Regions from separate parts of the Mus musculus genome. Here all the other regions are linked to region 1. Evidence: chromatin loops called from intact Hi-C (ENCODE). Cell type or tissue: left cerebral cortex. All regions are shown on one strand.

Evidence for each region. Peaks named below come from ENCODE experiments on the same cell type or tissue, not always from the same donor. Only the 100,000 strongest peaks of a DNase experiment are listed, where the experiment ranks them.
Region 2: it touches region 1 in a loop (3-fold over the local background); 9 of 42 quality-filtered maps call a loop at or near these places.
Region 3: a loop joins it to region 1, with 11 times the contacts of the local background. A loop is called at or near these places in 23 of 42 quality-filtered maps.
Region 4: a loop joins it to region 1, with 7 times the contacts of the local background. A loop is called at or near these places in 26 of 42 quality-filtered maps.
Region 5: it touches region 1 in a loop (9-fold over the local background); 13 of 42 quality-filtered maps call a loop at or near these places.

Annotation. Positions count from the first base shown.
Region 1 is chr11:76,643,314-76,648,313 of GRCm38, reverse strand. The region is part of intron 1 of Gm46288 (a long non-coding RNA gene); the gene reads right to left. Among named protein-coding and RNA genes, the nearest start is that of Gm46288, 19 kb to the right of the region's middle. In left cerebral cortex, CTCF peaks have their summits at 535 and 2,138 (motif pointing right); DNase peaks (open chromatin) are centred at 550, 1,080 and 2,144; H3K4me3 peaks cover 1,192 bases.
Region 2 is chr11:76,575,039-76,580,038 of GRCm38, reverse strand. It overlaps a transcript of Abr not described here. Among named protein-coding and RNA genes, the nearest start is that of Abr, 6.2 kb to the right of the region's middle. In left cerebral cortex, a CTCF peak has its summit at 1,965 (motif pointing right); DNase peaks (open chromatin) are centred at 1,977 and 2,239; H3K27ac peaks cover 747 bases.
Region 3 is chr11:76,538,598-76,543,597 of GRCm38, reverse strand. The region is part of intron 1 of Abr (active BCR-related gene); the gene reads left to right. Among named protein-coding and RNA genes, the nearest start is that of Abr, 30 kb to the left of the region's middle. In left cerebral cortex, a CTCF peak has its summit at 2,438 (motif pointing left); a DNase peak (open chromatin) is centred at 2,428; H3K27ac peaks cover 818 bases.
Region 4 is chr11:76,522,228-76,527,227 of GRCm38, reverse strand. All of the region lies in intron 1 of Abr (active BCR-related gene), which reads left to right. Among named protein-coding and RNA genes, the nearest start is that of Abr, 47 kb to the left of the region's middle. In left cerebral cortex, a CTCF peak has its summit at 2,106 (motif pointing left); DNase peaks (open chromatin) are centred at 2,075 and 3,665; H3K27ac peaks cover 2,212 bases.
Region 5 is chr11:76,505,083-76,510,082 of GRCm38, reverse strand. Abr (active BCR-related gene) reads left to right here. Exons shown (of 23, transcript NM_198895.2): 2 at 1,011-1,195. Among named protein-coding and RNA genes, the nearest start is that of Abr, 64 kb to the left of the region's middle. In left cerebral cortex, CTCF peaks have their summits at 3,064 (motif pointing left), 3,974 and 4,178; DNase peaks (open chromatin) are centred at 669, 2,164, 3,061, 3,322 and 1 more place; H3K4me3 peaks cover 2,991 bases; H3K27ac peaks cover 3,499 bases.

The sequences.
Region 1 (5,000 bases):
GAACTGTCTAGATCTGATGGTGGGAGAATGTTTTATTATTAATCAATGCAGGAGGGCCCAGCCCACTGTGGGCAGCACCAGCCCTAGGCAGGTGGTTTTATATATATATATATATATATATATATATATATATATATATATATATATATATAAAAGCTAACTAGGCATGAGACCACATGTCGGCCAATTAGGAAGTAGCATCTGTCATGGCTCCTGCTGTACTTTCTTGGGCCATGAGTTCATATCCTTGTCAGAGGTAGTATTTCATGGACTAGCAAACAGTCCCCACTTCAGGTTCCTGCCTTGACTTCCCTCAACGAAGGACTTGTGACTTGCATATATATGTAAGATGAAATAAGCCCTTAGGTTGCTTTTGGTCAGAGAGTTTTATCACAAGATCAGAAAGGAAACCAGAACAACGGAGCAAGACTTGGAAACTGCTTCCTCGAGCAGGCACACTGCTCCCAAAACCCTACAAGCCCTACAAGGCCTTGTATCCTCCTGGGTCTCATCTAGCAGTTCCTGCCTCAGCCGCACGAGGGAGCCTTTGCCACTCCCTGCTGTCTTCAAAGTCCCCAGTCTCCTTAGGACTCCAGAAAGGGGCCAGCCTTTGAGGCTCTCCTGCCATGCAGAATGAGTTCCTTCTGAGCCCTGGGTGGCACAGGAGACTGGCGTGAGCTCGGGCAGCGGGGGAGGTTTCAGAACACAAGGCTATTTTTAACCTGGCACAGATGCCCTATTCCCAGCGAACGGAGGGGGTGGGGTAGGTGGGAAGCAATCTTGCCTTCCTGACTTATTGTTGTTTCATTAACCACTTCCGATGTTGGATACGAGGGGCATCACCTGGTTTCGTGGCTATTCTTCCTTGCCACAACCCCTTCCTGCTTCCCACTGCTCAAGCAGCGTTCTCCCCGCAGGGGGCAGAGAAGGAAGGGGAGAAAACGGGATTGACCAAGTGACGGTGACTAAGGGTGAGGAAGGGGTAAGCATTCTGTCTTGTGCTGTCAGCAGTGGGAGTGGGTCCAAAAAACCACTTAGCCCCTTAAATTGCTCACTTCTCCTCTCTCTAGTGGGTGTGCTCTAAATGGCTTGGAAAACCATTGCAGCTAATCAAAGGCAGCTGGAAGAGGGCCAGGCTGGACCCAGCAGGGGGCTGAATTGAGCCCGGATCCATTATCGCTACCCAGTCCAACATTTTAGTAGTGGGTTTCCGTCTGATTTCAGAGTGAGATGATTAGGTCATTATTTGTTAAATTATACCTTTTAATTAGTGGATCTATTAAAATGAAAAGCCTGAGAGAGGCACACAAGCCTCTGGGTTTTTGTTGGGGATTTATAATTACCACTGTTTAGAAGAGATTAGTGGGGGGGGGGGGCGGGCGTTAAAACCTTTTAAGAAAATCCTGGGAACAGAGATGCCAATAAGTAAGATATGGACCTTGCCGTTGCAGCTGTCTGCATCATTATCCATTTCTCATTACTGCAGAAAATGGGGGTGAAAGGGCCGAGGTCTAGCTCAGCAGTACAGCAACTCTCAGCATGCTGAAGGCCCTGGGTTCCACCCCCAACGCCCAAAATAATAAATCAAGGAAAAGATAATCATGCTTGGCTATGGCTTAGCATTAGAACATTTGCCTTGTGAGTCCCCAAGTTCCATCCCCAGCACTTACAAAGTCTATATAAAGTCACGCAGATTCTCTCTCTCTCTCTCTCTCTCTCTCTCTCTCTCTCTCTCTCTCTCTTTGGTGTTGGGGATGGAACCCAGAGCCTTACGAATATTCATAAATACTACTGACTGCTCCTCAAACCAGTTAGTTCAGTATTTTCCAAAGAGCGCGTCCAATACTGGTACTGAGAAACTAAAGGAGATCATGATTTTGGCCAGTACAGTGAGGAGTTTTAACCCATCATTCATTCCTTATAAGTTTGTGTTCTTGGGCGGTAGGGAAGTTGCGGGTGGTTAGGGGAGCGAGATACTGGATCTGTCTATGTAGACGTAAGCCTTTGGGGAGTTTGAGTTGGTCTTTGGGAGGAACCAGCAGGGATAATATGACGATGCTGTTTGGATTTGAGCTTCCTTCCTGTCGCTGTCCAACCTAGCTTTACAGAGTCCGCTGGTTGCAGAACGGCCTTAGTCCAGCAGAGGGCGCGTCACCGCCGGTTTTTAGACGCTCTCCGCTACAGGACGACACATTAGACCATCTGTGAGAGCCCAGCAGCATGGCTCTCCTCTCCCGCTGTGTTTCTTCTGTCTCTGCTGTCAGCAAGGAAGCCGATCTCTGCACACATTTGGTCTCTCGGACTATCAGAGGCCGCGGAGGCACATGCTCCGACTATTTTCATCTTTTTACTTAAAAGCAGCTCCTCGCTGCTCGCTTCACCACCAAGGGTATCTAAGCTACTTCTAAGACTTCCAGATCCGAAAGCCTTCCTTCCAGTTGCTCTATGTTCTGCAGACCCCATTGACAGCAGGCGGGGTGCCTCTCCCCAGTCTGACATGAGCTCTTGTCCACTGTTCCTCCTCCAATCTCCCTTAGACTTCATTACCGTGTCCTGTCATGGATCAAAAACCCCACGGGCACAGCTACTAGGAGCATCTTCTGTTCTCTGTCTCCAGGAATCAGCACAGCGTTTGATACAAACACCCCAGAAATACTCAATGCACAAATGAGTGCAGTCATGTAACTCATGTAAATTCAAGTTTAGGCTCTTCTCTCTCTCTCTGTCTCTCTCTCTGTCTCTCTCTCTCTGTCTCTCTCTCTCTGTCTCTCTCTCTGTCTCTCTCTCTCTGTCTCTCTCTGTCTCTGTCTCTCTCTCTCTCTGCACTGAGCAAGCTCTCTGCACTGGGGAAGCAGACATAAAAGGCACAGTTCCTGTCCTCAAAGAGACTGTAATCAGTAGAAGGCAGACATGAATCTGGGCAACTTGAATTTCCAGCTTCCTCTGGGTTGGCAGTTAATTTCACGCCCGCCACACAGGAAGGTTGCTGGCTGGCTGGACTAACACCCCCACCCCTGAAATTCAACCACAGAACTTGACTCCCAACCTTTCCTCGGGTTCTATTACTTGAAGCCCCAGCTTACGCTCTACATCCGATCCTTCCTATGAAACAGGACCACCTTGCCAAGGTCACGCTGATTGGACATCGGGGTTTGTCTGAGTCTAGTTGTCTCACAAGGAGGAAATGAGAAAACAGCCCACTGACGGGCAGTTTGTATTCTAAAGGCGGGCTTTTGGAATTGGTGGTGTTTGTTGGAGTTTCTTTGGTTTGGTTCAGTTGAGACAGGGCCTCACACTCTATTCCAGGATGGCGTTGAAATCATAACAATCCCCCTGCTTGCTGGTTTGATGCTGCAGAATCCGAGGGTAGGCCTGGTGCTTGCTTTTGCTTTCATCTTTATGCATAATAGCTGCTTACAGGAGCAGTAAAGAAAGATGCCTGTTCCCTGTGAGGGCCAACAGCATAGGCAACGCCGCCAGCAGACAGGCATTGCTTTCAGATAAACAAATGTCAGGTCCTACAGAGGCACTTTGGGATGGGAGGTAGGGCTATCACTGTGGCCCGAAGCAACTCAGACTCATTGCTAGGGCAGAATAGATGTCCTGGAAATGATTTGATGATGCAAAACTATGGCTTCTGAACAGGGCTGGAACGTGAAATGAATCAAAGAAAAGGCCACCGTGATTTTTCCTCCCTTCACTCTTGCAACAACAAACCCAATAATTTGATCTTGACGATTTCAGAGTATTGAAATTTTACCCCAACTAAATGCTTTGCTTTTGTGGCTGACGTCGTTTTCCAACCACACAATTACACCAGCTACAGCTGTGTGCACTGATGTGAATCAAATACTATCTGTCATTTGTAGTCTGCGTCTCCTCACCATAGCCCCCAGCAAGGGTCCCGAGGAACACAATTAAACCACTCACTGGATGGTTCACAGAGCAATTCTATCAAACCTCTGAAAAGAATGCAATAGGAAGGACTGCTTAAAATGTTACAGACTACAGAGGAAAAGCCACCTGAGCACAGAACTGGTACCAAACTCAGTGAAGGCTATGACACTATGACTGTCACTTACCTCACTAATTAACAGCAGCCACACACACACACAAAGCACAAACGAACCCCCAATGCATGTTATACCACAGAATATTCTAAGTAATTTAGGGTCTTTGTATTGCGTTTATCTGAGGAATCCGAGGATGGCGCATCACAGTAAACTGCACTGTCACCATGTCATCACTTCCAACTTTGGTCATTGTATACTAACTTATTTGCTGTTTTGTTTCACTTTTGGTTGATTTTTTTTGTTGTTGTTAGTTATTGTTATTGATTTTGCATTGCTGTAATTCGAACCTAGGACCTTGTGTGTGCGGGGCAAGTGCTCTCCCACTGAGCTATATCACAGCCCACCTAGATAGTTACCAAAGTCTTTTCTATGTGTGAAAGGTTGGGAATTCACTTTGGTGACCAGAGGACATGTCATCACTTTTTCCAGAAATTTGGATACGGTTCTAAAGTATGTCAGATATAGTTGCACATGTCTGTACCCTCAGTACTCAGAAACAGGGGCAGGAAGATTGTGAGTTCAAGGCCTACCTCAGCTAAATTCATGGTCACCTTTGCCACCATGTCTAATGATCTGAGTTCAATTCCCAGTACCCACACAGTGGAAGGAAAGAATAGACTCTCAATAATTATCCTCTGACCACCACCAAATGCTCGCCACGGCACAGGTACAGGGACGGACACACACACACACGCACACACACATACACTTATCTGACCACCACCAAATGCTCACCACGGCACAGGTACAGGGACGGACACACACACACACTAAATAAATTATATAAATAAATATGTTTAAAATTTTTAATGACTATGAATGACAACATCAGACCCAAGGAACTGCAAGATTAAAAGCAGAGGTGAGATAAAGAGTTCTATTCTGGGGCTGGAGAGATGGCTCAGTGGTTAAGAGCACTGACTGCTC
Region 2 (5,000 bases), 68 kb after region 1:
AAGCATTAAGCCAACTCTACTGCGCTTCGGACGGAACATTTTAACCAGCTGTGATGGTTTGTATTTGCGTGGCTCAGGGAGTGGCAGGATTAGAAGGTGTGGCCCTGTGGAATAGGTGTGTCACTGTGGGTGTGGGCTATCAGACCCTCATCCTAGCTGCCTGGAAGCGAGTATTCTGCTAGCAGCCTTCAGATGAAGATGTAGAACTCTCAGCTTCTCCTGAACCATTCCTACCTGGATGCTGTTATGCTCCTGCCTTGATGATTATGGACTGAACCTCTGAACCTATACGCCAACCTCAATTAAATGTTGTCCTTATAAGTGTTGCCTTGGTCATGGTGTCTGTTGACAGCAGTAAAACCCTAGCACACCAGCTATATCAACCTGTGCAAGAAGTCCAGGCAAGGGGCTGGAGAAATGGCTCACTGGTTAAGAGCACTGGCTGCTCTTGCAGAGGTCCTGAGTTCAAATCCCAGCAACCATATGGTAGCTCACAACCATCTGTAATGGGATCGGATGCCCTCTTCTGGTGTGCCTGAAGACAGCTACAGTGTAGTCATAATACATAAAATAAATAAATCTTTCATTCTTTAAAAAAAAAAAAGATTAAGTACAGGCAACTGCAGGAAGGAGCAGGAAGTGGTGTGTGTGTGTGTGTGTGTGTGTGTGTGTGTGTGTGTGTGCATGTGAAGTGATCCAAAGGGGTATGCAGGACAGGCCACAGGGCCTGACAGGTTATGAAAAATAATAATGGGTGTTAGGGTTGTATAGCTCAGTGGAAGAACACCTGCTTAGCATGCCCAAGATCCAGGGTTTGGTCCCTAATGTTGCTGAAAAGAGAGATGGGGTGGTGGTGGAGAAAAATGTGCCTTTCTCCAGATACTGCTGTAAGTGAGCCTTATAAAAGGGGAAATGGTATGTGCGAATTCTCTTACAGCATGCTGTCTGTGGCTTTGAGATGCAGGGAGACTTCCGTGAGAGCATCAGGTGTATGGCATCAGCCTAATGAGCCTGGGGCCGCTCAAACCAACAGATCCTTGACCACTTTTACTGATTTGCTACCTGTCTCGTTCTTCTTCACTTCCCCCTCCGTTAGGATCTGAGCCACGAGCAGAGGCAAGGAGATCTCTCAGATTTAGAGGCCAGATTGGTTTACAAAGTGAGTTCTAGGACAACCAGGGCTGTTACACAGAGAAACCCTGTCTCAAAAACCAAAGAAAACAAGAACGGTAACAACAAAACCCTCTTTGGTATGACAGTGACAGCTACACCTTTCAGTGGCAGTTACTCAATTCCCAGTTAAGAACCACTGTCTTGTACTGAGAGGACAAGGTTATGTTCAGCTGCATCTCAGGCTCCGGTAGCTGGCAAGCAGGGAGGTATGGAAATCTCTTCATTGAAGATGTTACTGGAGGAGACTGGACTTGGGTGACACACTTGGGAGACAGAGGCAGGCAGATCTCTGTGAGTTCAAGGCTACCCTGGTCTATAGAGTGAGTGCCAGGATAGCCAAGGATACTCAAAGGAATCCTAGCTCAAAAAACAAATACAAACAAACAAACAAACAAACAAAAAACCCAAACAAACAAAAACAAAAACTATGTTACTGGAGGGGCCGGGAGATGACTTATCAGTTAAGGGCACTTGTTGCTCTTTCAGACCTGGGTTCAGTTCCCAGCACACACATGCACACACACACACACCACACCCTTTCACATAGATACTTAAGCATATACATAAGTAAAAATAAAAACTACTCTTAAAAAAATGTTCCTGGAAGGTTTGTCTGACGGGAGAGTATTCTGCCCACTCTATTCTTGTTTCTCCTGGCTTTCTCAGACTTTGCTCACAATGGTTACCTGCAGCCCTAGATAAAGCCTGGTGGAAAGCTGAGATTTGAGTCCAAGTCCTTGGAGGCTGCCTATCTAGAACACCTTGTGTGGCTGAGGTGCCACTCTGGCCACCAGATGGCGCCCGAGAGTTCCTGTTCTCTGCCGCAGGACCAGTAGTAACAGGAATTGACTGCAGAGAGAAGTTGCCTTAAAAGAGGCCTGATGCTTAAAGAAACACCGCCACATAGCCTCGGACTGGACCCTTGAATCTGTAGAACAAGACTCTACCACGGCAAGCACCACTGTCCAGGGTCAGTGGCTTCTTTGTCTTTGCCTTCCTGGGTTTTGATTCCATCTCTTCCATGGCTCTTAGTTGCTGCAACTGTTCCTGAGCCTGAGGGGACTGGGCCAGCCAGGAGGAGGGTGGCGTCAGAGCTCCTGGCAGAGCAGGGTTGGAGCTGGGATGCATCTGCAGAACTCTGGCTGAAAGAGTAGGAAGTGCAGCCAGCTTCGGGGCAGTGAGGACCACAGAAGCACAGAGAGCCGGCCTGTGAGCGCTGGCCTCTGCGGGACTTGATTCTGTTGCCTTGGAACTAAGGAGATTGGAGCCTTTGAATTTGATGTCTGGGGTCATTGGGATTTGAGAATTCTTGTGTCTTCTTCGGGTGGCATCTTTCCAAATACTGATGGGGACTCAGAGGTAAGTAGATTGAGGGAGGGGGCTCTAGACTCTGGGGTAGAGTCTTCTTATTGACTGTAGGAAAAGTCTCCTGTTGACCCTTGGGTAGTGAGGGCTGAAAATGGTTAGTTGATGGTCATTTGAGAAGGTCTCCTCCTCAAATTGCTTTTGATTAGCCTCATCTAAGCCAGCTGCTCTACCGTGCTCTTTCTGGTGCCTGACTGTGCATAGGGCCTGGGAAATGTGTGTGTGGTGTGTCACTGCCGCTGTCTGTCCTTGGGTATTGTCCTGGTATGCATCAAGAGTGTGAATGTAGTTCTCTGTCTACATCTTGTCAGGGGTACAGACCTTTACCATGACTCAAGCTGACAAAACATCCACAGGGAAATGAGATGGGGTTGGGGTGTGTGTGTGTGATGGTAGTTTCTGTTGTCTGTAGATCTGTCTGCTGGAAAAGCTAAGAGGGTGTAAAGAAAGAGAATAAAGGACAGAATCTTGGACCAAGCCATCTCTGACAGGCAACTCATGGGATGCCTGGCCTGGGGAATTTTCTACTTAAATTGTTTTAAATTTACATTTATTCATTTATTATGTCGGGGGTGGGGGGTGGGGCATGAGTGCCACAGCACATATGTGGAGGTCAGGAGAGATCAGAGGACAACTTATGGAGAGTCTGCTGCCTACCATGTGAGTCCCAAGGATAAAACTCATGATGTTCTCAGGCTTGGTAGTGAGCACTGTACCCGCTGAGCCCTTCCATGGCTCGAGGAATTTTCTTCTTTCCAGACCTCAGAACTGAAGATGAATTTTGAGAACAGTAAATGCTACTTTGCTCTACCTAGGAAAAGGGAATGAAATAGGGTTTGAAAGCAGGCTACTTGCCAGGCATGGTGACACACATGCCTCTAATCCCAGCAGTTCTCTGTGAGTTCAAGACCAGCCAGGCCTACATAGTGAGTTCAAGACCAGCCAGGGCTACATAGTGAGAATGAAAACAAAACAAAAAACAAACAAAAAAGTCCAACCACACACATACAAGTACACACCAGGAAACAGAAAAAACAGGCTACCTCTCTCTGGGTCTCTGAGAAAGCCAAGTTTACAGTCTTTCAGGGCTAATAAGATATCTGGAGGTCATCTACCTAATCTACCTTCTGCACCTGTGAAAACTAAAGTTGGAAAAGCCTGAGTCTGGCCTTAGGCAGGTAGGCAGAGGGCTAGGGACCTGGCCTAACACAGTCATCGGATTGCTTTTCAGCTTGTCTGAGGGGTCATCTGACCTGTTGTAGTAGATGTGGTTTTGTGTGGCAAACAGTTCTCTTTTTGTTTACTTATTGGTGCCCCCTGGGAGTTCTGGAATGGCACTATCTTGCCTTTTCGTGTAGCTCCAATTTCTCCTTTTCTGGGTTTAATGCTTCCTTTATTTATTTGTTCCTTCCTAGGCCAGTATAGCACTACCCACGTGGACTTGATTCATTTTCAAGTGTTACCATCTGCTGGCTGGCCAGTGGCTTAGCCTTTCTGTGCCTCCATTTCTTTACCTGTGAAATGGAGCTAACATAGCTCCTATCTTGCTTGCTTGCTGTTAGGGTCAGGCCAGGTGAACTTTGTAAAGCATATTGAGCAGCACCTGGCAGTTAGGCACCAATCAGGGTTAACTATTTTTAATTTCTATGACTCTATGCACTTTAAAATATTTTTATTTTATCGTATGAGTGTTTTGCCTGCATGTATATCTGTGCATTGTGTATGTGTCTAGCAACTGCAGAGGCCAGAAGAGGGTGTCAGATTCCCTGGAAACTGAAGTTGCAAATGGTTTGAGTTGGCATGTGGATGCTAGAAATCAAACTTGGGTTTTCTGGAAAATCACTGTCTCTCCAACCCATCATCTGTATTTTATTAGTTTATTCTCATGTATTACATCCCAACTGCAGTTTCCTCTCCTCAGCTTTTTTTTGGGGGGGGGCGGATTTGAACCCCTGCCTCAGCCTTCTTTCTGAGAGACTGGAATCACAGGTGTGCATACACAGCAACACCTGGCTTAACATGCATTTTTGAATGACAGTCAGCTGAGCTTTTGGCATATACCTGGTTATGTGTGAGTTCACATTGCTATAATAGCACTTTTGGAAGTTTACCTACACTGATGCTTCCTGGTTGGCCCCAGCAATAGAGACACTTTCGTTTGTTTTGCTAGCAGTGGCCACTGGGTGATCAGAGACTTTTGGGTCCTTCCTGTGGTGCACAGCAAAGCTGTGTTGCTAATATGAGAAAGGAAGGAGAATGGCGATATAGGTAACATCACTGATTTTGCATCCTGGCTAAGTAGTTGGTAGACTTGAGAGCTGGTTGTTAGAGAGGCAATGAGTAGTACAACCCTGAGAATGAATAAAGGGGGGAGCTGCTGGTCTTCAGAATGGGATTTATCTCTCTTCCACTGAGCCTCTCAACTCAAGGCTGCGTAACTAACCTTAAATCCTGTGATGGGG
Region 3 (5,000 bases), 100 kb after region 1:
ATCACTCTGTCTTGTTTGCCCAACTGCAGGAGTGCAAAGACTTACATTGTTTTCCAAGGTCAAGGACATGGAAACTTACAGGGGAGGGATTCACAAAGCGGGTCATGCACGGCATGCTCCCAGAGGAGATGTGACTCACTGCCTGGGTGCCCTGTGATCATTATATGGAGAGGAACAGCCTGGCCTAAGGAGCTGACATGGGAGATTACATTTTCTTGCCTGACACCCTGACTGTCATGGAGACACCTGCCGAGCGTTAACTATCCCAGGTGCAGTCAGCAGCACTCTGCGGAGTGTTTACAGATCTCACTGAAGTGAGAATCCCCAACAGGCTGACCTCCAAACCGGTCTGAAATCTGTGCTGGCAAGTCCTGATGCTTGCTCCATTTCAGACTTACTAATTCACAAACACTTGGGCCACTGGGTGATGTCTTCCTTCGAGAGACTCACAGTAATTCTCCAAGACAAAAAGTTTTCCCTTTAAGAAATGAGTTGTAGGCTGGAAAAAGAGATGGCTCAGCGGTTAAGAGCACTGGCTGTTCTCCCAGAGGTCTTAAGTTCAATTCCCAGCAACCACATGGTGGCTCACAACCATCTGTAATGGGATCTGATGCCCTTTTCTGGTGTGTGTGAAGACAGCTACAGTGTATTCATATTTATACACACACACACATACATACACACACACACACATATATATATATAATAAATCTTTAAAGAAAAATGAGTTGAAGCTGAGCATGATGGTGCACACCTTTAATCACAGCACTGGAGGCAGAGGCAGGTGGATCTCCGGGAGTTCAAGGCCAGCCTGGTCTGCAAATTGAGTTCCAGGACAGGCAGGGCCATACAGAGAAATCCTGCCTCAAACAAAACAAAACAAAACAAATAAAGGGAAACAAATGAAAAAAAAATGAGTTGTGTAGGCAAGGATGGAGGTGATGAAGTATTCCCAAAAAAGATGAAGTGAATGTGTAGAGTAATTGAAGACCGGGAAATCCAGAGTCCTCAGGTATGGGTGCGCCTCTGGCCTCCCTAGCCCTGCCTCTTAGCTCGCCTCTCCTCCCAGCCCCTTGCCGTCCTCATTTTCTCTCTGCCCTGGCCCTGGTCCCCAAGGAACTCCTCAGTAAGTGCTTGTTAGGAAATTGGTGTGCGGGGGCAGGGTGGGGATGCTGGTCCACTCATCAGGAGACCAGGCCCTTACCTGATAACTCACCATCTCATCTGTGAGAGTGAGTGGGGAGCACCGGGCACAGTTAGGTGGGGAGTATGGGGACTTCTAACAAGGACTGTGACCACTGTGTGGTTAGGATAAGGCAGGGCTTGACTTCCAGAGTTGGAGATAAGAGGCATCAAGCTCAGGGCTGCTAGGAAGGAGCTGTGACAGAAGAGTGGATCCATGGCCTGAGAGGCCACAGGGAGGACCTGGGAAGAGATCAGGATGTATGTAGGTCCAGGAAGCCAGCCTGTGTGAGTAAATATACACTGAACTTCCCTTCACCGTGTCAGTGTAGGACCCACGGACCCACTCACAGGTGCCCGGATCTGTGTGAAAACCAGCCATGATGAAGACTGCCCTGCTGTTACTGCACAGCTTTATTCCAGAGCAAGGGATTATTGGTATTAGTGATGAGTGTTAGCTGGGTGCTCAGCTCCAGTGAATCTTAAACATCTCACTTCTGCCCGGGTGCCTATAACCTCCAAAGGATTGTAGGGAAAGAGAAATCCCACAGCTGCAAAGCCTAGATTTAAATCCCTGCACTCCCACTTAATGTCCAGCATTAAAGCAATTTAGGCTGCTGCCTTCTCTCCTCTCCTTCCCTCTCTTCCCCTCCTCTCTATACTTCTTCCTCATCCCCTTCCTCTCCCTCTCTCTTCCTCATTCCCTCCCTCTCCCTTTCTCTCTCCCTCTTCCTCATTCCCTCCTTCCTTCCTTCCGTCTGTCCATCTGTCTGTCTGTCTATCTCACAGAGGTTGGATTGCCTCTGCTGTTCTGAGTGCTGAGATTAAAGGTGTGTTCCAAGCCCATAACCTGAGGACTCTGGATTTCCTTGTCTTCAATTATTCTACACACTCACTTCATCTTTTTTGAGAATACTTTATCACCTCCATCCTTGCCTACACAACTCTACAACTATTTTAATGCCCTCCTCTCGTTGATGAAGTATACCTCACGAGGCTCATTTGGAGGCTCAGAGGGGAATGGTACAGTACTATTTGGTGACAGAGGCTAGTTAGAACACAGTGAGACCTTAGCTTAGTTCTTAAAAAGCCTTAATGTTTGGATTGTTGGGGCTTTCTGAAAAGCGCAGGTGAGGTGCTAGACAGATGAGCTTTGTGGGCCTCAGTTCTGTGTCCTTGAGAAGGGACAGTTTGGAAGGCTAGGCTAGGGCACAGCCACCTCCTGCCCTCTTCTCTTGGCAGCAGCACCCCCTGGAGGCTGGAAAGTAAACAACACTGTCTTTAACAGTCTCTCTACTGTTTCCTGCCTCACCACATCCAGAGGAGACTGCTGTGTACCTACCTGATTTCCTTCTTGAAGTCCAAACCTTGTTATGTTTTAGTCATTTGAAGTGGCAGGTACTACTTAGTGGGTTCTCTATGGCCTTCACTTTCTCCATAAATTATTAGTGGGGCTGTGGGCGCCACAGGACAGCTGTTGTCCCAGTCATCTTTACACACACATGCACATACACACTAGTTTGGTTGGGGTTCACACCCTGTGTGCTGGTTGTGTAGACTTGGTGTGGAAGGGTGGACATTTTGTCCGTTTGGTTCTGTTATGGCTGTACTTCCTAGGAGAGTGTGTGAGACACAAGAATTACTTCTACGGGGAGGGAGGGAGGGAGGGAGGGAGGGAAGGAAGGAGGGTGACTCCAGATTCATTATTTTCCTTAGAGCCAGAGAGATGTGGGTATGAATATTGATTTGACAGAGCCATGTTCTCGTCTGTAAATTTGGGCTATAGTGATTCCCGACTGGAACAGCTACAGGTTGACTCAGTTGTAGCGTTTGTAAGCCACGCCCATGAGAGGCACCTGCTAAGTTATTTTCTGCCTTTTACATGTGACCAGCGGTACAAAGGACTCTGTTCTTGGCCATGCTTGTATTCTCCCCTGGGTCTTTCCCTTTGTCTTCAGTCAGGGCTTGTTGTGGATCTCTGTCCATGTAGCCCCAAGAGACTGCACCCCCAGGACCACACCCTTCTTCATTCGTGGACCCTATGGTTCATGCACATCACCCCATCCTTGAGTGAGTCCAAGGTCTAACCTTGGACCAAGGATCCAGAAGGGTATTTCCCCCTTTTAAATTTGAGGTAGGGCATCTGTCTGGTGGCGCACGCCTTTAATCCCAGCACTTGGGAGGCAGAGGCAGGCGGATTTCTGAGTTCGAGGCCAGCCTGGTCTACAGAGTGAGTTCCAGGACAGCCAGGGCTACACAGAGAAACCCTGTCTCAAAAAAAAAAAAAAAAAAAAAAAAAAAAGGCTGGTGAGATGGCTCAGTGGGTAAAAGCACCCGACTGCTCTTCCGAATGTCCGAAGTTCAAATCCCAGCAACCACATGGTGGCTCACAACCACCCGTAATGAGATCTGATGCCCTCTTCTGGTGTGTCTGAAGACAGCTACAGTGTACTTACATATAATAAATAAATAAATCAAAAAAAAAATTTGAGGTAGGATTTCACTGTGTATCTAGGTTGGCCTCGAACTCAAGATCCTTCTGCCTTAGCCATCCCAGTGTTGGCGTTATGAGCATTCACAGCCATGCCTTGATGTACTCCTAATATTAACGGCAAAAGTTGTAACAGCTTTATTGTTTGATTATGGTCTACAAGTCTTATCTACTTACGTCTTCCCAACTTATCCATGGCGCTTTAGTAGAACTAGTTTCCTTTGTATACTTATTATATACTTTATTCACTTACACCCCCCCCTACACACACCCCCCAGAGAAGAGTCTGTTTCTCTTGACAAACTACCCCTGGTCTATGGCACAAAAGGCCCAGAGTCCTGGCTCATTATCTGAGTCCCAGGTTCCCTGTACTTTGAGCATAATTGAGACTTTGTAGTGCTCTGGGCCTGTGGCTATAACAGTGGCTCTCAGTGATATGGGAGGCATGAAACATGGCTGCTGTTTGTTTTGTTTTATTCTTTTTTGAGTAAGGGTCTTAACGCAGGAGAGCTCCATCTGCTTCTGATTCCTGAGTACTGGGATTAATTTAAAGCATGAGCCACCACACCTGGAGGAAACCTGGGTTTCTCTTATTCCACCTCAGCTACTTGCTGGCTGTGTGACCTCAGGGGGTCCTATAAAAGCCAAGAGGTAAACTACCCCCCTACATGTTTTTTCATTTCTATTACATATGTGAAATACATCATATATGTAAAAGTACATGTGAAAGATCGGGTTTGGATTAATAGGGACTAGCAAGATGTATGCGTGTTCGTGGTGGCGCATGCCTTTAATCCCAGCACTTGGGAGGCAGAGGCAGGCGGATTTCTGAGTTCAAGGCCAGCCTGGTCTACAGAGTGAGCTCCAGGACAGCCAGGGCTATACAGAGAAACCCTGTCTCAGAAAAAAAAAAAAAAAAAAAAAAGATGTATGTGTGTTAAGTTTTATCATTACAATCCTGAGAAAATACTATGTATCTTGATGTTTTTGTTTGCTCATACAAAGCACCCCAGACTGGGTGCTCACACAGCAGGAATATGGCCCTTTCTCAGTTCTGCACACCAGAAGCTCAAGTAAGGTGTCAGCAGGGTTGGTTCCTTCTGAGAGTTGAGACTCTGCTGCCTTCCTATGGCAGTTGCTGAGCGCCTGTGTAGAAACCACCAGGATTCAGTGCCTCTGACTTCTCCCAGCTTTCTCTGTCTGTGTTAGGATTCCTCTTTGGTAGGATATACAAGGCACATTGGATTAAGACCTGCCCCCCCAGGACCTCATGTAAATCTCATTACCAATATAGATAGCCTGTTTGCAAGTCAGGTCATATTCTGAG
Region 4 (5,000 bases), 120 kb after region 1:
GCAGGAGAGTCATAGCCACGTGGAGGGCCTGGCCTGTGCAGCTGAGGCATGAGAATCAGAGAGTTCAAGGCCAGCCAGGGCTACATAGCTTCTGGGTAGCCTGATCTATGTAAATCCCATCGCAACAAAACAAACAAAGCAAACTCAAGATTTGAGGGCTCCTGGAACCAGCACCTTCTGAAGGACGACGTTCCAGATTCCCAGAACAACGTGTTGAGTTTCTTGTTTTACCAGCAGGAGGGTGTCTGTGAGCTGGCATAGGAAGAAGGAAAGTATGGGCGTGGCATCTGTGAGCCTGGGATTGGCCAGATGATCACATAGAAGAGCTGGATTCCTCTGTTAGTGTTCTTGGTTATGTTATAGGACCAGGCTAACCCTTGAAGCCCTGACTTACCACAGGCAAGGCTGCCTCTTGCTTACAGGTCCATTGCAGGTAAGCAGGTTAGTTGGGGACCATCCTGGATGGCGCTATGGCCTCCAAGGCCCACGGCCTCAGTGGATGAGGAAGAGTGATTGTACATGGTTTCTCTCTGCCTCTCTGTCTAATGTCCACTTAAACTTTGGTGGCCAGAAGTGCTCACAAGGCCTCGTCCAACTGCAGAACAGCTGGATAGGGTGGACCTTGGTGGATCCAGAAGGAGAGGAGAACGGGATATTGTTGAGTGCTGGACGTCATGTCCAACATGACACCTGTGAGAAGGAAGAAGGCCCCCAAGCTTGCCTTGTGGCCAGGGTGGTCCTGGCATGTGAGTGTGTGCCACTGGGCTGAGCTTTCTTACTGCCATTGTCTCATGGAATACTCACAATGAAATTATCATTCCATTACACTGTTGAGGAATCCACAGATCCAGGCCACAGCCTCAACCACAGCCACCTGCCCCAAGGTGATGGCTATGGTTGCTGGCAAGTGCTCACTTATGCTGGAGCTGACCAGAGTAGTGGATGTTAGAGGTGGGTGGGGAACCCATGTGTGTCCACTTGTGCATAAGGAGATGGGCTTGGCTGTTCCTGGGCTCAGATTTCACCTGGCTTTGCCTCTATAGCCCCAGAAAGTAATACTGTTGTAAATTTTAATGAGTTCTCTTTGAAGCAGTAAAATCACTGCTGTTCTGTAGCCGAAAGAGGGCATGGGGACCTCTTTTAGTTCTGCTAGTAAAAAAAAAAAAAAAAAAAAGCTTTCTGAAGTGCTGGTAACTGAATCCAGGTGTTCATGTATGCTAGGCATATGTTCTGCCACTGAGCCACATCCTCAGCTTCAACGGTGGAGTTCTTTTAAGGTTTGGGGGGGGGGGGCTCTGGATGGAGAGCCAGCAGCTGGGACGGAATGCCATAGATAGAGTGAGGTCTCCCAGCCACATTGAGTAGAGTGCCTGGGTTGTGTGAGGTGTGCAGGAGTGTACAAGTTGGGAGTGCCTTTGTCCACTTCTGTAGGGTAGTATGGAAGTGGGGAGCCATATGCCCTTGGGGATTCTGGAACTGGTGGCTGCCAACCCATAGCATCACTCTGGATCTCTCACTGACTCCTCTAAGCCTCACGATACTTTTCTCTGAGCTGCCTGCCCCTTACTGCTTCTCAGCACTGGATTGAAAATCATTTAATGTTTCATGAATACCCTAAGGACTCATAAAGGCATTTATGGGAGAGGGCTCTGAGGAGGCCATTGCAGGCAGGTGATAAGAGCCTTTGGATTTGAAGATCATTATCATGATGGTCATCCCTGTCAGACCTCCTGGCTGCTCCCCCTTTTGTGGCTTTGTGGCTGAACATTTCCTACTGAGGACAAGGAAAGACAGAAAGGAGCCTTAAATGAACCCAGTCCAGGTTCCTTACTTGTTATCACCCCCAGGATGGTCCTGAGGGATGTTAGCTCTGACAAAGGTTAGAATTTCTGAAGATTGGTCAGAGCAACCTCCTGGACCCTACACCTTAAATAGCCAAATCAGTTGTTCTGAGGAGAGCTTAGAAAGCGTCTTAGGGACCGGTGTCAGTCAGCCAGCCAGCCAGCAGCTTTCCTGTACATGTGCTATGTGAATTCTGTTCTCCGTGCCTGAGTAACGGCTTGCAGACCAAAGCCATCTTTGCCCTCTAGTCTCCTGCCACCTAGTGGACAAACCAGAACATACCATTCAGAACGTGCCAATGGAAGCAGACCAACAACACTGTACACAGACCGTTTATTGTTGTTACTTTGGTCTCGTTGACCAAGTGATTTATTGTCTGGGAAATGTCCTCCTTATCGAGTGTCTCTCATTGTTCTCCAGGATATAATAAACACCCCAGTGACAGATGAAGAAGTGGAGGTGCCAAGAGAACGAACAACTTGCAGAAAACATAGAACTAGAACCTGGCCTTTCAAAGCCCTGGCTTGGCCTCAGTCTCATTAAGCAAGTGATAGGCTCCAGTCATGGAACTGGGGGTCAGCTCCTGCCCCTGCATCTGGCCTGTGATATCTTAGGAGGTATTTCTTGACTGGCTAGATTATTCACACATACAATAAGTCTCCCCTTCATTATGGATGGAAGGACATATGTTGGTTTGGTAGTGTCTGTCTTACATGTTCAGTGCACATATAACTGCCTTTCCTTTTTTTTTTTTTTTTTTTTTTTTTTTTTTTTTTTTTTTTTTTTCCATTTTTTATTAGGTATTTAGCTCATTTACAATAACTGCCTTTCCTACAGAGTAAGTAGGGTAGTTGTTTTCCTTTGTCTTGGTCAGGTGTGATGGTACATGCCTAGAATCTCAGCACTCAGCAGGCAGGAGCAGGATGATCATAAAATCAAGGCCAGTTTGGGCTATATCATGAGATCCTGCCTCTACAAAAGGGATATAGGAACTGAGATGGCTCGGTGGGGTAAGAGTACTTGACACATAAGCCTGAGGAACTGAGTTTGACCCCTAGCACCTCTAAAAAGCCAGGAGTCCCTGCACACCCCTGTAACCCTAGCATGGCAGCGGTGGGGCTGGGGATTAGAGACAGGAGAATCTCAAGGACTTTGTGGACAGTCTAGCAGAAAAATGGTTAGCTCCAGTTTCAGTGAGAGACCCTGTCTTAAGGGAATAAGGTGGAGAAGGGTAGAGGTACACGTGAGTACATACACAGAGACACAGGTATGGTTCAGAGAATTTGGGAATTTTAGTTTGCCTAAGGAGAAAATTATATCAGAGCATAAAAAGAAATCAGACTTGGTTCAAAGAGCAGGCTTTAAGTTGGGCTCAGTTGTTTTATTACCTGATGGCCCTGGTTGACAGGTGGAATTTCTTTGAGCCTCAGTTTGTGCCCCATTTATGTACAAAGGGGTAGATAATGCAGTGAGCAGTAGTACTCTTGACAGCCTGCCTAACTTTCAAGGATGGAATGAGCTCCTGGCTGTAGGGTTGCTGTGTACACTGGAAGTGATGCCGATCCCAGTCAGCATTTCTGTCCAACCCCAGAGCCTGGAAACTGGTGAAGATGTCCCCTTTTCTACCCTGAGCAAGTCGGCACACTTCTGCCCTTATATCAAGAAATGAGATTTCTTTTGTCTCCGACTTGGGAGCCCCGGCCTTCTCCAGTCGACCATGGTCTGTGCCTCCCTTCTCAGAGGAATCCTGGAGGTGGATGATCAGATCCCCATCTCCATGGCAACCAAAGAGGTCCTGCTGCACTCCCACAGAGGGCCTTGAGTCTGTTCCCAGCTGTGGGGGTGGAGCCAGAATGGAGAACTCCCAGTGACATTAGCCACACACCAAGCAGTGAGCTGCCACATGCCATTGTCCAGGTGACCAGCTGTCCCTGTGCTGACTTAGTGGTTGGATGAAGGTAAAGGAGCCATACTATGCTATAGATAATTGCTGTATGCTGACTCAAGGGACCTGGGTGAAGGAGCCATGGGCTAGCTATGCTCCTTGCCTGTTCACTGTATACAATCAGATCAGAAGAAAACAAAGCTCTTCCTGTACCCTGCCTTCTTCTCTATCCCCAGGCAAACTCTGGATCCCCTAAGAGTTCCAGCAAGCCCTGTTTCTTGCCAGCAACCTTTCCAGTGCTTAGGGAGGTGATGGCTTGCTGCTGACTGTGTTGTAGGGCTGCTTCAGAGTCTGAGCTCCGTTAGGCTTTGAACTGAGTTCTTATCTTAAATTGGTAGATTTCTGCATTTCTCAGATGTGGAATTGCACAGGGTTGGGGGAGTGTTAATAGCCCTGGTGTGACCTACATGAACTCAGTTCAGATCTCTGGGGTGGGAGCTGGTCACCAGGAGCTTCCATCGTGTGTGAAGTCGAGAACTTAAGTCTTAAAAACTCAGCATGTGAACCCCAGAGGTCTTTGATGCCTTCCTCCATGCTGAGGCTACTTGTCAGAGTGTGATTACTGCAACTTACAGAAGGTGCTGTGACAGCTGATAAGATGCTCGTCAGGTCCACCAAAACTGTGTGTAAGGGTCTGTGATTCATGGAAGAATGACACCCTGGACTGAAATGCAAAGAGTGCTTTATTCTGCAGAAGTCCAGCACGCTGGGGTCTCCCATCACCAGAACAGAGAGGCACCCAAGTGAGATGCAGGCCTGAGTTAAAGCACCTTAGGGAATTCCAGGGCAGGTGACCTCTATGTCAATCTGTTGGGCCCATCTCTAAGGACACTGGGGTGTGGGGGCTGGAATGTTGCTGGAGAGGTCTGGAACTGTTACTGAGGAAGTAGCTGAGGAAGTCTGGAAACTGCTGCTGACCCAGCAGTGTCCTTGCCTCAGGCCAGGTGGAGAGGAGGCTTCTGAGGCCTGGACTTGCCTGGAATTGCCAGTTTTTGGAATCAGAAATTTAGGCTTAGTCTCCTTAACTGCCGATATGAAGCCTGTCACGGAATCAGCCTAGCCTTTCTCACCTGTTTTTGTAGTATACGACCCAGGGGATGCTTGAGGGCATTCTGTGCCAAGGACACAGTTGAGGTTGCACTGATAATAGCGCTGTTGTTTATTTAGTGCTTGCCCTGGGCACTGCATATATTTTTCCCATAACAAGTCAATG
Region 5 (5,000 bases), 140 kb after region 1:
TCCCTGGCCTCTCCTCATCGATGATTCCCTTCCAGAACCAAGGCTCAAGACAGAGGAACCTTCCACCTTGCTTGCTGTAACCTGTACTCTGACATGTTGGAAACAGCAACACCCAGCCCTCCCGGCCAGTCGCTGGCTAAGAATGATGCCTGCAGCTTAGTGAGGCTGTCCTATAACTCTTGGCAAAGCCTAGAGGTACCACCCTGTTCCATGGTTGCCTTCCCTACAGCCCCCAGGAGGGTGTCTGCGTGGGCACTGGCCCTGGTGTGGTGCTAGGAACACTGAGGGGTTAATACCCGGTACCTTCCCTCCTGCCTGCTCTGGAGGAAGCCGTGTTGGAATTATAGACATAAATGCTGGCTTTTGAGGAGCCTGCTGCTCACCAAGTCCCTGCCAGGCCTGGGCACAACCCTCTCTCCCACGCCTGCCTGCCTTGGGCTCTGTCCTGCATGCAGGGCCGCATTCAGAGGACCGAGGGCCTCCTAGGGCCCACTTTCTGGGCCCTCTCTACCCAAAATTTGCCCTGTTCACTCCCTACGGATTGAGCTCAGTGTACAATGGTACCCAAGGAGGAGGGACGGAGGAAGTGACATCGCTTGGCCCGCCCCCACCTCCTTATTCCCTATAAAAAGCAAAATGGTGACTCAGAGAGAGGAGTTGGAATCGTCCTGCCTCCCGCTCCCACTGTTAATTTTTAGACGTGGAATTAGGCAGGAGGCAAAGGAAACACAGCCCCACATACGCAGCTGACATGCTATTAGGCGGGTGGAGACAGCAGAACCGCTCCTCCCCGACTCCCAGCAGCCTCTGACGGACTCAGCAGAGCCTGTGCCTGCTGGAGCTCCCACCCCCCTCCCCAAGCCTGGCTGTACAGCCCCTGCCCTGGCCCAGGGTGCATGGTGCAGCAGGGGCCATGGCAGCCGGGGGCCGCCGCCGGCGCCCACTGCGCTACCAGTCCCTGGCAGCCCTGGTGGAAGACTCTCAGTGGCCTTTCTTGTTCCTTGTCTCAGACTTCAGCTACGGTGCGGAGGACTACGACGCAGAGGGGCATGAGGAGCAGAAGGGGCCCCCCGAGGGCTCGGAGACCATGCCGTACATCGACGAGTCACCCACCATGTCGCCCCAGCTCAGCGCCCGCAGCCAAGGTGGTGGGGACAGCGTCTCGCCCACCCCACCTGAGGGATTGGCACCTGGGGTAGGTACTCCTGTTTACTCTTTTGGGAGGGGAGATAGAATGCCATGTGCAAGAAGTGGCCCGGGGTCTGCGTAGGACAGTGTCAGCAGTGAGCTTGGGGAGGGTGGGTCTGGACTTGTGACGCCTGTCATTTGGCTTCTCTTCCACTACCTGCTGCGCTCTGCTGCCCCTCACCTGTTCCCTGCTCTGCCAGCTGTTTGTTCCTCTGCTTCCTGGATGCTCTCACTCCCTTCCAGTCACCTGAGTCTCTCAATAGGATGGGGAGGGGGGCTCTGGAAGGACCAGGCTTTTCTATCTGTACCTGGCTGGGTACACATGGCCTGTGGGACAACAAATGTCCCCACAAAGCCAGTACTGGCCTCAAGCTCCCTATGGGATAAAACATTATGTTCCCCAGGATGTGGGCCTCCAGCCCTGCTCTGTTCCACAGGAAAGGAACAAGCCTGGGTACCTAACTTCCCTGCTGCCAGGAGAGGCAGGAGCTGCCTTCTCAGGGCTTTGATAGAGCAGGGAGATAGGAGTGTGTGGAGGATTGGAGTAATTAGAATTAGTGCTGTTCCCAGTGACAGGGATCAGCGCTCGGCCCAGCTCATGAGTGTACGCATCTGAAATACAAGAGCAATCCAGGCAGAGATTCCTTGGGGCTCTTTTCTGGAGTTGGGAAAAAGAATCAGAGCCATTTGTGTTGGTGGAGGGAACTCAGTTTCACCGGTCTTTTTGGTCCAGCTTGTCTAGGTATGTTTTGGGGGGTTCTCTTTCCTCTCTCTGAAGCCCCCGGGAGAGATTCAGAGATGCTATGCACTGCGTTCCCCTTCTCTAGGGCCTAATACCCCCACCCACCTGGAGGCTGCCTGGACTCTACCATTTGGAAGAACCCCTGTTCCTTCCCACCCTCTGCAGGCTCTCACCCCCTCTTCACACACTGGGGTGGCTGCTATAGCCTTTGGCAACAAGGGCCTTGGCAACCAGCATCCCACTTGGGGGAAGCCACATTGTTGCCATAGCAACAGAGGCCTAGGCAGAGCTCAGCACTGCCAGGTGGTGCAAGTTTGAGAAGGGATGGTGGGGGGCAGGTAGGAGGTGGAGGGGATGGATGTAGGTGTTGGCCAGCTTCAGGCTCCCCCACAGCCAGCATTCTTGGGTGCTTTTGCCCTAAGGGGGGGTGTGGTGGATTAGAGACAGCCATTTTGGCCATGTAGAGGCAGGGTGTCTGAATCAGTGGAGGAACGGTTGTTCTGGGACCTGGACTCAGGCCAACCGGGAGCAAAAAGGAAGAGAGAACTCTGGTTCTCCATCATTGCCTTCTGGTTGTAGGTTAGTGGGGTTCAGATCTCTCCTAGGGACTTAGCCTATACCCCTCTGTAAACAGGTTCAGGATGGTGCCCGTGGACACCCCACGGTGTCCGTGCTATAACCCCATGCAGTCTCTGCAAGCTCCTCGACCTCTTGTCTCCCTCTCCCTCCTTCCTTGTGACTACCTTGCAGGAGTATTTATTTATCCATAGGTATTTGGATTTCCTGGTGAGAAATCCTGTCCATGTTCTATGTATTGCAGGGCTGTATCCCTGCCTGGGGTTCTCAGCTTTGGCTAGTGGCTTCACTTTGTACCATTGTTCTTGATGGTCAGAAGGGAATAACTTGAATGGAAGATTTTGAAATGTTAAATATTTACAGAAAACTGCAGTACTTAGGGCTTTCAGTACTGATTTTTCACACCATTGACAGGTAGAGGGAGTATTGATGCCAGTTGGGAATGGTTGAGGCAATTCTAGCTGCAGGATGCTGCCTGCCCCAGCTGCCTCCCCAAGCTATAACCCCTGCCTTCCTGGAGCTAACTGCCTTTCTCCTCTTTCTGTTGGGTTACTGGCCCCACCTAGTGGACTCTACAAGTATTGCTATTTGTAATGGGATGCCTGGATTGTGCAAACCCCCAGTTCTTGTGATGATCTGGTTTTGTTTTTATAAAAGGGGTGTGTGTGTGTGTGTGTGTGTGTGTGTATGTGTCTATCTGTCTGTCTGTCTGTTGCTGTGTATATATGGCTTGGGGTATGTGTCTGTCTGTCTGCCTGTGGCTGTGTATATATGGCTTGGTGTGTGTGTGTGTGTGTATGTGTGTGTGTGTGTGTGTGTGTGTGCGCGCACGCATGCGTTCCTGCTACTTGGCTGTGCTCATTTGGCTAGGCAGTCTTTTCCTCTGCCAGGCTTCCTGTTAAGGAACTTGGGAACAGAGGGGACTTTTGAACCAAATCAGACAATTGTTCTAGATATTCAGATATCTAGCTTTTGGCACAGCTTGTCAGCTAAACTTTCCACGCCCAAACATGCAGCCAAGTTGTACCTAGGAAGGAGGTCAAAATTTGGTTTATGTGTTAGAAACCATAAAGCAAGTGGTGTGTGTGTGTGTGTGTGTGTGTGTGTGTGTGTGCTCGAAACTCTGCTTTCTGGCTATAGGACACTGGACAGGGTCATAGAATGGAGAGCCAATGTGTAGTCCTAGTCCCAAGTCCAGAGGTGTGAGAATCGGGGGAGTCAAAGGTGAAGATTCTAGGTGTAACTAAGCTCAAGAACACCTAATGTTTTAGAGACAAAGTCTGGGAAGGACTGGTGTCCCCGCACTAGCAGGCATGCAGGTGGAGCCCCTCTGTCTGTCTGAGAGAGGATTCTGTTTTCAAGGCTGTCCTGAAATTTACTTGATCATCCTGGCTGGCCTGACACTCATAATCCTTCTGCCTGGGTTTCCTGGTGTTGGATCATGCATGCACCACCGTTCCTGGCTGGAAAGAGCCCCTCTTTCTTAGCTTTTTTGGTTTCATGTCTTTAATAGACTGGCTGAGGCAAGGCCAGCTCACCTTGGGGAGGGCATCTGCTTTGCGCAGTCCGTAGAGTCTGATGTGAATCTCATTGAGAACCATCCCACAGACACCCAGGGTAATATGTAGACACCTTGTGGCCCAGTCAGGTTAGCACACAGAATGAAATGTCAGTGTCTTGTATCAGTGGCCTAGACACTGGAAATAGTATAAACTTTGAAAGTTGCAATTCTGTGTTCTGGCTATAGGACACTGAATGAGGTCATCAATACAACAGAGCACCACTCCTCAGGTCTGAATTGCTCCAGCTCCTCTGAAGGGAGGCTGTGAGGACTGGCCAGGGATTGCTCACAGGAGCCTGCTAGCACTGAATGCATTCAGTCCCAGCACTCAGAAGGCAGAGGCAGAGTTGCGGGTTCTAGGCCAGACTAGGCTACTACATAGTAAGCACCTGTCTCAAAACAAAACAAAAAAAATCCCCTAAGACATCTGTCATGGGCTGCGACCAGGAACCTTGCAAGGACTCCAATCTGGTAAATACCTGCTGGGAAATGGATCTGTTTGCAGCCCACCTCCTTTCTGGGTCTGTCGTCCCAAGTGTGGAAGCCTCAGCCAAGACCATGCTGTGATACTTTTCATCTTGGCTTGTGCCCCAGAGGTAACAGGTGAACCACAAACCCTGCTTTGCAGGTCTTTCTCAAGCCTAGGCCAAGCAGGGTGCCCTGGCACAGGGCCAGGGTCACCCTATTGCTGGTGGCTGAACTCAACTGGGAGTGTGTAGTTTCCCTTGGGAAAGAAGGTGGGGACACTCCCATTCAGCTGCAACTTCCTGTCCCAGAACCACAGTCTGCACAGAAAACCTCACTGCTAGAGATCACAGTCCCTGTCTCCCCTCTGGATGAGGTAGTCAAAGGGACCCCAAGGCAGAGAGAAGATCTGGGTTTTGTCTGTCTTCTACTTTGAATGTGTGTCACCCAAGGATGCCACCCTCTCTG